2 separate regions of the Homo sapiens genome follow, and region 1 is linked to region 2. The links are chromatin loops, found by intact Hi-C in ENCODE. Cell type or tissue: heart right ventricle. All regions are shown on one strand. Each heading gives the region's core, and the rest is flanking DNA. Links, peaks and the distances in the headings are about the cores only.

Evidence for each region. Hi-C counts contacts between places; a loop is a spot of excess contacts. Peaks named below come from ENCODE experiments on the same cell type or tissue, not always from the same donor. Only the 100,000 strongest peaks of a DNase experiment are listed, where the experiment ranks them.
Region 1: a loop joins it to region 2, with 2.0 times the contacts of the local background. A loop is called at or near these places in 24 of 110 quality-filtered maps.

What each region holds. Positions count from the first base shown.
Region 1 is chr2:168,831,816-168,837,196 of GRCh38, reverse strand. NOSTRIN (nitric oxide synthase trafficking) reads right to left here. Exons shown (of 16, transcript NM_001039724.4): 7 at 2,872-2,970. Among named protein-coding and RNA genes, the nearest start is that of NOSTRIN, 32 kb to the right of the region's middle. In heart right ventricle, for the core only: no CTCF peak of the experiment used is centred there; no DNase peak of the experiment used is centred there.
Region 2 is chr2:168,782,759-168,788,139 of GRCh38, reverse strand. It overlaps CERS6-AS1 (CERS6 antisense RNA 1), which reads left to right and starts at 1,711. Exons shown (of 3, transcript NR_045787.1): 1 at 1,711-1,783. It also overlaps a transcript of NOSTRIN not described here. In heart right ventricle, for the core only: no CTCF peak of the experiment used is centred there; no DNase peak of the experiment used is centred there.

The sequences.
Region 1 (5,381 bases), core at 63-5,062, 49 kb before region 2:
CTTTCTTTACTCTTGCAAGATGGGAGGAAGATGCAATAGACTATTTGTGCCCTCCCACCAGATTAGGCCATGAGGGTGGAACCCTCATGAATGGGATTACTGCCCTTATAGAAGAGGCCCCAGGGAGCTTCCTTGCTCTCTTTCCACCACGTGAGAATGCAATGAGAAGTAGCCGGTCTGCAACCTGAAAGAGGAAGCCTCACCAGATAGCACCTGATCCCACACTTCCAGAATGTCTGCTGTTGAAGCCACCTCCATCTATGGAACTTGGTTATAGCAGCCTGAACAGACTATAAGACAGGGGGAGTTATAGAAGGCTGGTGGGGAGGAATCATTAGGGAGTGGGCTGTCCAAGATATGGGAAATATGGGATAATCAAGAGAGGGCCTCTGGGAGGCAGAATGGGATGAGATTAGAGCACAGGATGCAGAACTGGCCTCTCCATTGCAGATATGTAAATGCTATTACTTCAGTAGGCAGGTGGCTGTGCTGACTTCTATTTACTCTGTGAGGTAGGAGGCAAGATACTGTGCCAGGAGTGTGTGGATGGAGGTGTGAGGAGAACGGAGGTTTAGATCAGCTTCTGGTGGGAATCAAGACTGCTGAGCAGGAAACCAGGAAGAATTTGCTGAGCAGCACAGAGCATCAGCTCAGGTGATCATGAGCGCTTCTATGTGAGATGAGAAAATGAATGCCCCCCGCTTGGGTGTTCAGCTTCAGGATTAACAAAAGCTGCCAGATTAAGCAGTGAAGATGGCATGGGTGTATGACAGAGTAACAGCCAAGGTTATGGTTACCAGCTGGAGGAGAGGAGAGAGCACTGTGGATCTTTACTTCCCAGGGAAGCTGCTGATGGGGGTAGGAAGAGGAAATTCACCACTTAGCTGCCATGCTTTTTTCTTTATTATTGCATGACATCAATAAAGAATAGCTTCTAATGAGCACTCAGAATGCCTAGGCAGGTCCTGGCACTGAGTATTTTAACAGACTGGGTTCGCCTCTTCGGAAGCTGCCTCATTATTCAATACTTGTTATGATCATTTCCAACTGTGAAGACTGACATGGAAAGAAATAAGAGTCTTGTAAAATCTTGCTAACAATGAATTTAAGTTATTCAATGGATATTTCTTCAGATGAAAGAGCTACTGGTGATGACAATTTTCTCTTCCTTTGTAAGGGGTTTGCAGTGGTGCTGGTTGCATTTCCTTAGTGGAGACTCATCTTTTGTAGAAGATATCGACTATTTCAAAGGTTTTCAATCTGGGACACATACCACAAGAGGGGTGCAAGATAATCTATTGGGGTGTAAGCAGAAAATGTTCATTTTGTTCCTGTACCCCAATATTATTCGTGTTCATTTTGCCTGAAAACACAGTTGTCAAGCTTACTCTTATTTAATATATGAGTCTACACTGGTGCTCACACATGGACAGTTGTGGATTCTGATATGGCCTGGGGGAAGGGTGGGGATTCTGCAACCTGAAAAGCTGCCCTAGGCCCTCACTGTGTTTTCCCTTCCAGCATCTGGGACATGTGGCCATTGACATATACCTGGGCCATGTGATTTTACAGACATTTTCTGGCTCCAGTTAGGTTAACATACACAAAATGCACAAATATCTTAGAGGATTTCTGCCAAGAACCTGTGGATTGATGTTACTACCAACAATTTAACCACAAAGAATCCACAGCAAAATGTCCAAGCTGATGCTGCCACCTCTCCTGGTTGTGAGTTTGTTACTACCCACATGAAAGGGCAAACACTGAAATGAGATCTGACAAAAAATTTGATGAACAAATTACATTATCGAGAAGGCTGGCCAGGGGCGGTGGCTCATGCCTATAATCCCAGCACTTTGAGAGGCTAAGGCAGGAAGATCACTTGAGGTCAGGAGTTCGAGACCAGCCTGGCCAACATGGTGACACCTCGCCTCTACTAAAAATGCAAAAAAAAATTAGCCGAGCATGGTGGTGCACACCTGTAGTCCCAGCTACTTGGGAGGCTGGGGTGGGATAATTGCTTGAAGCCTGGAGTGGGAGGATGCAATGAGCCAAGATTGCACCACTGCCCTCCAGCCTGGGCCACAGAGTGAGACTCTGTCTCAAGAAAAAAAAAAATTATCAAGAAGACTATTCGAAATATGCATTTAAATTTACTATAGTTAAGGCTGAACCTTGCTCCAAGTATACATTTTTCCTGAAAACATTACTTAATGATTATCTAAAGACATCATGGTTTGCTAATCATTTAAAATATTATTTCATCTTTATTTCATCCTGGAAACATTTCTACTTTTATGCTTTATAATGTTCATAACATATTAACATAATACATAAAGTACTATATGTAACAAACAACATATATATAGTATTTATTTTTACTTATTTGGGGTATTAGCTGAGAGGTTTTTTTAAGATATTAATAGAGTTTCCTTTAAAAAAATGTGGGCATCATTGGTCTCATTTGTCATCTGTCAATAATATTTTTTAAAAATACATGTGGTCCAGGCAAAGTAGCATGCTCCTGTAGTCCCAGCTACTTGAGAGGCTGAGGTGGGAGGATCCCTTGAGCCTAGGACTTTGATGCCAGCCTGGGCAGCACAGTGAGATCCCTTCTATTTAAAAGAATTAAAATAAAGTTTAAAATGTATGTGGTGTGTGTGTGTGTGTGTGTGTGTGTGTGTGTGTGCGCGCGCGCGCGCGCGCACGCCAGTAATGATTTGGAATCCCCTTTTATGCTCTGTCAAGCTACATCTCTGCAGGAATCCCACAGAGAAGGAGGAATCAACCCGTTCTCTTGTGTTCGTAGCTAAGGGCAGCAAGTCCATCCCTCTCTATGGCACATGCGCCCAGCCAGCCATGACAGCTTACCTTCCGCTTCTCCTTCTCAGTCATAGATTGCTTGGAGCTTTCTACAAGCTGGAAAAGTGCTTCATGTTTCTTGGTACTAACCATTAATTTCTTCTTGGCCTAGAGTAAAAAACATACAAACAAGAAAAAAAGGAGCAGAGGCTGATGCCAAGAGAAAACTCTCCTCTTTTGGAACAAAGCACATTCATGTGCTAGCTTTAACAATTATGTATCCTAGAATCCTCCAAAGGCTGAAACAAAAATGTGTACTTTTAGTTCTTCATTCCCATCCTCACTTCAAAATGTACCTAAAACATCAGAGCAGCTAACACTTTGTCCGGAGAACTCCTGCATACTTTTTCATTATATCGGGTACCCTCAAGAGGATTTTGAATTTTGCTAAATCATCAAAGGCCTGCAAGCCTCCAAAATAATGTTCTAGTGAGCATAATGGCTTTACCACAGAAGATATCACAGCAAACACAGAAGACTGCCTGCATCATTCTTTACATCAACCTAGGCCACGATTTGAGATTGTTTTAAGATGTTCTCTTAAAACGTGCAGCAAGGGTCACAATTCTGCTCCCTGATGGCCAAGCCTGAGAGTTGGGCATTTGTCTGGCATCTTGTGAAATGCCCTGCACTTGCTGGAGTTGGAGAAGTAGAAAGAAGTAGGGAAGGAAGGAGCACTCAAGAGTCTCCCTACCCTGTTCATGCTGACCCTTTGGAGTGGGTTAGGATTTAGGGGATAATTTCCTAGTCTACATGGTTGAATTTAACTGAAGATGATGCTCCAGAGATAAATTATGCAAACAGAATTTGGTTTAAGTTGGATTTAGCCTGTTCAGGAAGTAGGCTGATTGAAAGACTTTGGCTTTTTGCCTCAAGGTTGCAAGGACTGTCAAACCAGATAGTAAAGGAGAGGTCTCTCTTCCTTGGCTTTTTAGCTTGGGAATCAAAGGCAAAGCCTTCTGCCTCCCTCTAAACGTGGGAAGCCTCTGCAAAGGAAAATTAAAGAAATAAGCTCATGGCCCTCTTTCTCCACCTCCCGTCAGCCACATGCCTGCTGGGAAATGAGAGTGTGACGCATGAATATTTGGTCCTTTAAGGCTTTTCATTAGAGTCTCCCAAATAGACTACTTCATTACTGACATGCTGAATCCCTTGAATTGTAACTGGGGAGAAAATTATTATAGCCCAATAATTTTATGTTCTCTAATTTCGCTGTCACTCTTTATTTAAAAAAATGAAATCTTTTATTTAAAAAAATGACTTGATAGAAACTGGGAAATGATAAAAGATGTTTTTTCTTGGGAGCAATTGCAGCCTCTCAGCATTATTTCTGGCTTTTGATTCATTGTACTGAATTCCTGTGAAAGCTGAATATTAAAAGAAAATGGATTTTTAAAAACAAATCCTTTTAAAGGCCAGGTGTAGTGGCTCATCCCTGTAATCCCTACACTTTAGGAAGCCAAGGTGGGCAGATCCCTTGTGCCCAGGAGTTCGGGATCAGCCTGGGCAACATAGCAAGACCCTGTCTCTATTTCTTTAAAAAAAATACAAAACAATTCCTTTTAAAGAAAACTCATAAAATCCATGGCAAAACTAAAAAGCAAATGACTGGATACTGTTTCTGGGACTTTACTTTTTATAAAAGTGATTCTCATGAGCATCCTTTTACCATTGTAACTACTGTGGATACAGAAATTCACTTACATCAAACACTTTTTATTAATGTCCTTGGTCTTATGGAGTCAGTCCTCAGTTTTGGCAGAAGCTTTGGAAGTAACACCAAGTTTGCCTGTCTCTGAGTGCGTCTGTCTCTAGTTATTTGGCATCAGTGGCTGTTTACTTGTAAAGGTTCTCTGTGGGCACTAACGCTTTGGAGATGAAAAAGGATTTCAACACTTAGAGAACAAGTCTTCTCAGAGGGGTTCATTGAATCTTGTTAGTAGATTTACTGCTAGTCCTTTCTACCTGAAATGAATTCCTCCTATACTACATTGTTCTAGAATAATCTTCTGTGCATATGGATCCCATCTGTTATTTTCTCTGCTTAAGAACTCATACAGATATGCTCTAGCTTCCCACGCCAGATCGTAATTCCTCCTAGAATGTATTCCCTATTTCCTGCACACGTCATCTAGCCAACTAAATTTTAAATTACTTGAAAAAAATTATGTCTTAGAATAGTGTTGTGCACAAAAAGTGGACCCCACATACTCATGAAATTGATATACGCATCCCCTTTTACATATCACTACCCACCCCTCACTGGGCCACTCTCACTAATGATGTAGAGATCACTAACACCTTTCTACAAATGAAAAAAACAAAACCCAGGTGGTGTTTATCATATTCTGTAAGTTACAAATTATACAGAAAGGTAGTCAGTATAATGGAATGATTAAGAGCAGTGACCCTGGAACCCAACTTGTGACAACCATTGGTTCAACCATTAACCAGCTCTGTATCCTTGGGAAAATTACTGAAACTCTCTGTGTCTCCATTGCCCAATCTGTAAAATGGGG
Region 2 (5,381 bases), core at 330-5,329:
GCCTCCCAATGTGCTTGAATTACAGGTATAAACCACCAAGCCTGGCTGTCATCGTTACTATTTACATCATTTTTTTTTTCTTATCACTTACCTTTCTTATCACTATTTTCTTTGCTGATTTATCTTCTTCTTCTCATCCCCCAAACATGGGTATTTCTCAAGGTTCTGCTTTGGCAGGCAGTGCAGAACAGATCAAAGCTTGGACTAAGTTCTTTGCATCACCACTTTCTGGCTGTAAGACCAAGGACAAAGTTTTTACCCTCTTGTGCTTCAGTTTATCTGAAAAAAATTAAAAAAAATGAAAATCACAACAGCCTCCAGTTTCAGTCTTCTACTTCCAATTTTTGTTAGACATGTCCACATGAAAGGACTCTCATCAGCTTAAATTCAAAATGTAAAAATCAACCCATTTTTCCTTTCCAAAAACTGAGGCATCTTCTCACAGCTCCTCTTTCTGTAAATGCATATTCATTCTACAGGAATTTATTGGGCACCTGCTGTGTAGTGGACACTGTGGCTGATAAGGATCAGCTATAAAAGGTAAGGCCTTTGCCCTCAAGATGCTTCCATTGAGTCCAGTGGGGAAGGCCGTGTGATAAGTGTTCTGATGGAGTTAAATGGTTGTACCTTTTCTTCTCAAGGAAGAGCACCAAATTCCCAAAGGCTAAGGCTTTCTGGGAAGACTAACTTCTAACACAAATTAGTCTTCAAGGCCAAGTAAGAGTTAGCGACATGAAGAAGAAGAGGAAAGAGGTCTCTGTGGCAGTGTAAGCAGTATGGCCAGAGTCCTGGAGCTGTCACAGGCATGGCACATTCTGAGACAGTGCCCATGGGGAGGGATGAGGATGGAGTGGAAGGTCAAGGTCAGGCCACTAAGGGGGAGAACAGGTGGTAGGAAGTGGGGTGGAGGCTGCCTCACTGCTTCACGCTATGCCCTTTGTCTCAAATGCCTTTCCTCTTTCCACTTGACTCATTCAAATACTATTCATTCTTCCTAGCTTTCTGCTTGAAACCTTTTCTTACCTGATCCCAGAAGCAGCTGTTACGAGCAGCGAATCCTTATGGGTCCGCAGCGAACTCAATTCTTAGCTCCTTAGAAGAAAGAATTTGGGGCCGGGTGTGGTGGCTCACGCCTGTAATCCCAGAACTTTGGAAGGTTGAGGCAGGTGGATCACTTGAGGTCAGGCATTCGAGACCAGCCTGAACAACATGGTGAAACCCCGTCTCTACTAAAAATACAAAAAATTAGCCAGGTGTGATGGCGGGCGCCTGTAGTCCCAGCTACTCTGGAGGAGGGGGGAGGCAGGGAAGAATTTGACCGAGGAAAAATAAGGCAGACTGAGAGACTGAGGCAAGTTTTAGAGCAAGAGTGAAAGTTTACTAAAAGGTTTTAGGGCAGGAACGAAAGGAAGTAAAGTACACTTCGAGGAGGGCCAAGCTGGCCACTTGAGGGATCAAGTGGCTGGCTTGACCTTTGCCTTAGGGTTTTATATATTGGCATACCTCTGGGATCTTGCATCCCTTTTCTCCTGATTCTTCCCTTCTGGTGGGCTGTCTGCATGCCCAGTGCCCTACCAGTGCTTGGGAAGGGCTGCATGCGCAGTGTGTTTACGGGAGTTATACGCATGCTCACTTGAGACGTTCTTCTATTACCAATCTAACGTTCCTAGAGGAAGGTCATATACCAGTTAAACTCCCCCATTTTGCCTCATAGTGCGCATGCTTGAGCCCACTTACCTAACACCTGAGATCTTATTGGGACGCTGCTGATAACCAGTTTCAGGTTTTTTCTGTCTGTCGGGAGATTGCCTTTCCCTCGTGCTGGCTGTGACTAATTATTGTTTTAGAGAAATAATGATTGTAACAGTGTAACAACCACCTGACCATCACTTGATGGTCGTCTGACATTCCTGGTTGGGCGTGCAGCCCTCTCCTGGCCTGCTGATGTCTGCCTGACTACTATAACACAACCTCTCTCTCCTCTGAACTTTTCTGGCAATTACTATTCTCACAACATATTTGATATAACGATGATACCAATGTCTTATATCTATAGATTTTATTTTTATTTTTAAAAGCCTTTTGCTGGCCGTGTGCAGTGGCTTATGCCTGTAATCCTAGCACTTTGGGAGGCCGAGGCAGGTGGATCACTTGAGGCCAGGAGTTCAAGACCAGCCTGGCCAATATGGTGAAACCCCATCTCTACTAAAAATACAAAAAAATTAGCTGGGTGTGGTGGCATGCACCTGTAATTCCAGCTACTCAGGAGGCTGAGGCACGAGAATCACTTGAACCTGGGAGGCAGAGGTTGCAGTGAGCTGAGATCCCGTGCCACTGCACTCCAGCCTGGGCAACAGAGTGAGACTCTGTCTTAAAAAAAAAAAAAAATCTTTAGAGCTAATAACTTCTGCCTGTGGCCTACCTCCCTAACTGTATTGAGACCCCCTTCAATGCAGCAGCTTTGCCCCTGACTTCCTCATACTCCTCACAAAGCCTAACATAATGTCTCGAACGATTGGTGCTCAATACATTTATTGACTTAATGTTGATGTGCATTTTACTGCTTTCATTAGTGTTCTGGCTCTGTGGGTAAACAATTTGGTACATGTAGCATAGTGTAAACTACTGGTTAGCATAGTGCAAACTATTTTATAACTCCTCAGAAATGACTTCTAAGTGATACAACTAAGAAATGGCAGCACTAGAAGTGTAGTACATCAGGGCTCAGTTCTATGTACCATCTAGTACCCTCAGCTGAGAGAAAAACAATACTCTTTGCTCTTAAAAACTCTAGGGACCCTTTTGAACTCATCTTTGGTGACATAGCTCCAATTAGTCTGAAATCTAACATAGGATTGCTTGATGGCTTGCCAGACAGTAACTAGCACTCTGGGTCAGGAACTTTGGCCAGAGCCAAGAGTTCAGTCCTGATGAATCAAATTAACAGCTATGACTCAAAAAGAGGAGGGCTGGGAACTGCTCTTTTATTTCCTATAACTCAAGTTACAGAAAATAAACTCGCTTTGTAGCATTTCATCCCTCACCTACTACCCACCCCTGGGACTTTTTCCCTATGAGTCTTTCAGCCCATTCTTAAAACCCAGATCCCTAAAAAACTAGCGTTACTACCTAGATCGCTTCCATTCTTCAGTCTGCAATGTATTGAATGACTGAATTGCTTGTACTGGTTCTTTTTGAACCTGTGTTCTGGGTTATGTTTGCCCTTGCAAGTTCCCAGGGTTAGACTGAGGAAGGAGATGTGCCCTTTGTGAATTAGACTGATACAGTGAACTTGAAAAATTGAGTTCAGTTATTGATGTATTTGATTTATTGGGGGTCTTCCCCAAGAAAAGCTTCCAATATAGTTGAAAGGACTATACAATATGACGCCAAAAAGAGGGAAGATAGAGATGAAAACTACAGGAGGAAAAACTAGATCTGTAAGAAAAATTAACGGAGGTAGATTAAAAAAAAAAGCCAATGGAGAATTTGAAATGCAGTAGAAATCTTGGCAGCCCACATCTTCAGAAACAAATGCAAACACTGGAATCTGTGTAATGAACCAGAATGAGTACGTGTAAGTTTTGGAATCACTCCGGTCTGGGGTCAAATCTTTACTGTGCTGGGGAGTGTTTGCCAACTGGCTCATCATAAATGAATAAATAAATAAATAAGAAAGCCCTAATTTGCAGCTTTTGTTGCTAATTATACAGTTATTAAATACATGGTCTAGGAAAGTAATGTCCCTGAACACAGATTTGTGAAGAAATGCACAACAGCACATACAAATACACACTTGTATCCCTCATACAAATACAATAGATGTAAATAACTTCAAGAGCATAGATAGTTGAATGTAGGGAAATCATTAAAGTTGATGTTTTTGGGTATTTATTACCTGTAAATATGTATTTTTTTGAGACAGGGTCTCGCTCTGTGCCCAAGCTGGAGTGCAGTGGTGTAATCACACCTCACTGCAGCCTTGACCTCCCAGGCTCAAGCAATCCTCCCATCTCAGCCTCCCAAGTAACTAGGACTACAGGTGTGTGCCACCATGACTAGCTAATTTTTTTTTTTTTTTTTTTTTGATAGAGACAGGGTTTCACCATGTTGTACAGGCTAGTCTCCAACCCCTGGGCTTAAGCAATCCTTCTGCCTCGGCCTCCCAAAGTGCTGGGATTACAGGTGAGAGCCACTGTGCCTGGTCATATTACCTATATTTTAAAATATAATTTTAATTTGTAAGTTTATTTAATTTTTTAAAATGGCTGTTTAATGATCAGCTTGCAAAATTTCAGAAAATATAACAATCAGCCCATGCAAGCTGGTATGAGCTGCTTCCATCACACCACTGATGAATGATGATACTCTTGATCCTTATGATTGCTGGATTCCATATTTGTGAATTCACCTACTCTCTAAAATTTATTTGCAAACCAAGAATCAATACTCAAAGCCTGTGATGGTTAATTTTATGTGTCAATTTTAACTGGGCTACAGGGTGCTTAGGCTACAGGGTGCTTAGGTTACATACAGGGTGCTTTAGTTAAGCTATATTCTTGGTGTATCTGTGAAGATGTCTTTGAATGAGATTAACATTTGAATCTGTAGGCTGAGTAAAGTAGATTGTCCTTCCCAGTGTGAGTGGGCCTCATTTAATTCTTAAAGGCTTGAATTGAACAAGAAAGTCTGAGAAAGGAAGAATTTGGTCTCTCTCTACTTGACTGTCTTTGAGCTGGGACATTGGTCTTCTCCTGCCCTTAGAACCAAACTGGGACTGGAAAGTACACCAACAGCTCTCCTACCTCTCAGGTCTTTGGACTTAGACTGGAACTGTACCATCAACTCTCCTGGTTTTACAGTTTGTAACCGAAGATCTTGGGACTTCTCGGCCTCCATCATCTTGGTGTGAACCAATCCCCATAATAAATCTCTCTCTCCTTCCCTCCCTTTCTCTCCTTCTCTCTGCACACACACACACACACACACACACACACACACACACACACGTATTTTATTGGTTCTGTTACTGTCGGCAAATCTGTACAGGCCTGCAGCACCCTCAATTCTTGCCTTCTCAGAAGAAAGAATTTGACTGCGGGGGCATAAGGCAGAATGAAAGACCAAGGCAAGTTTTTTAGAGCAGGAGTGAAGTTTATTTAAAAGTTTTAGCGCAAGAATGAAAGTTACTTGGAAGATGGCCAAGCGGGCAACTTGAGAGATCAAGTGCCTGGTCTGACCTTTGACTTGGGGTTTTGTATGTTGGCATACTTCCGAGGTCTTGCATCCCTTCTCCCGATTCTTCCCTTGAGGTGGGCTGTCTGCATGCGTAGTGCCTGCTAGCACTTGGGTGGGGCTGCACTTGCAGTGTGTTTATTGGA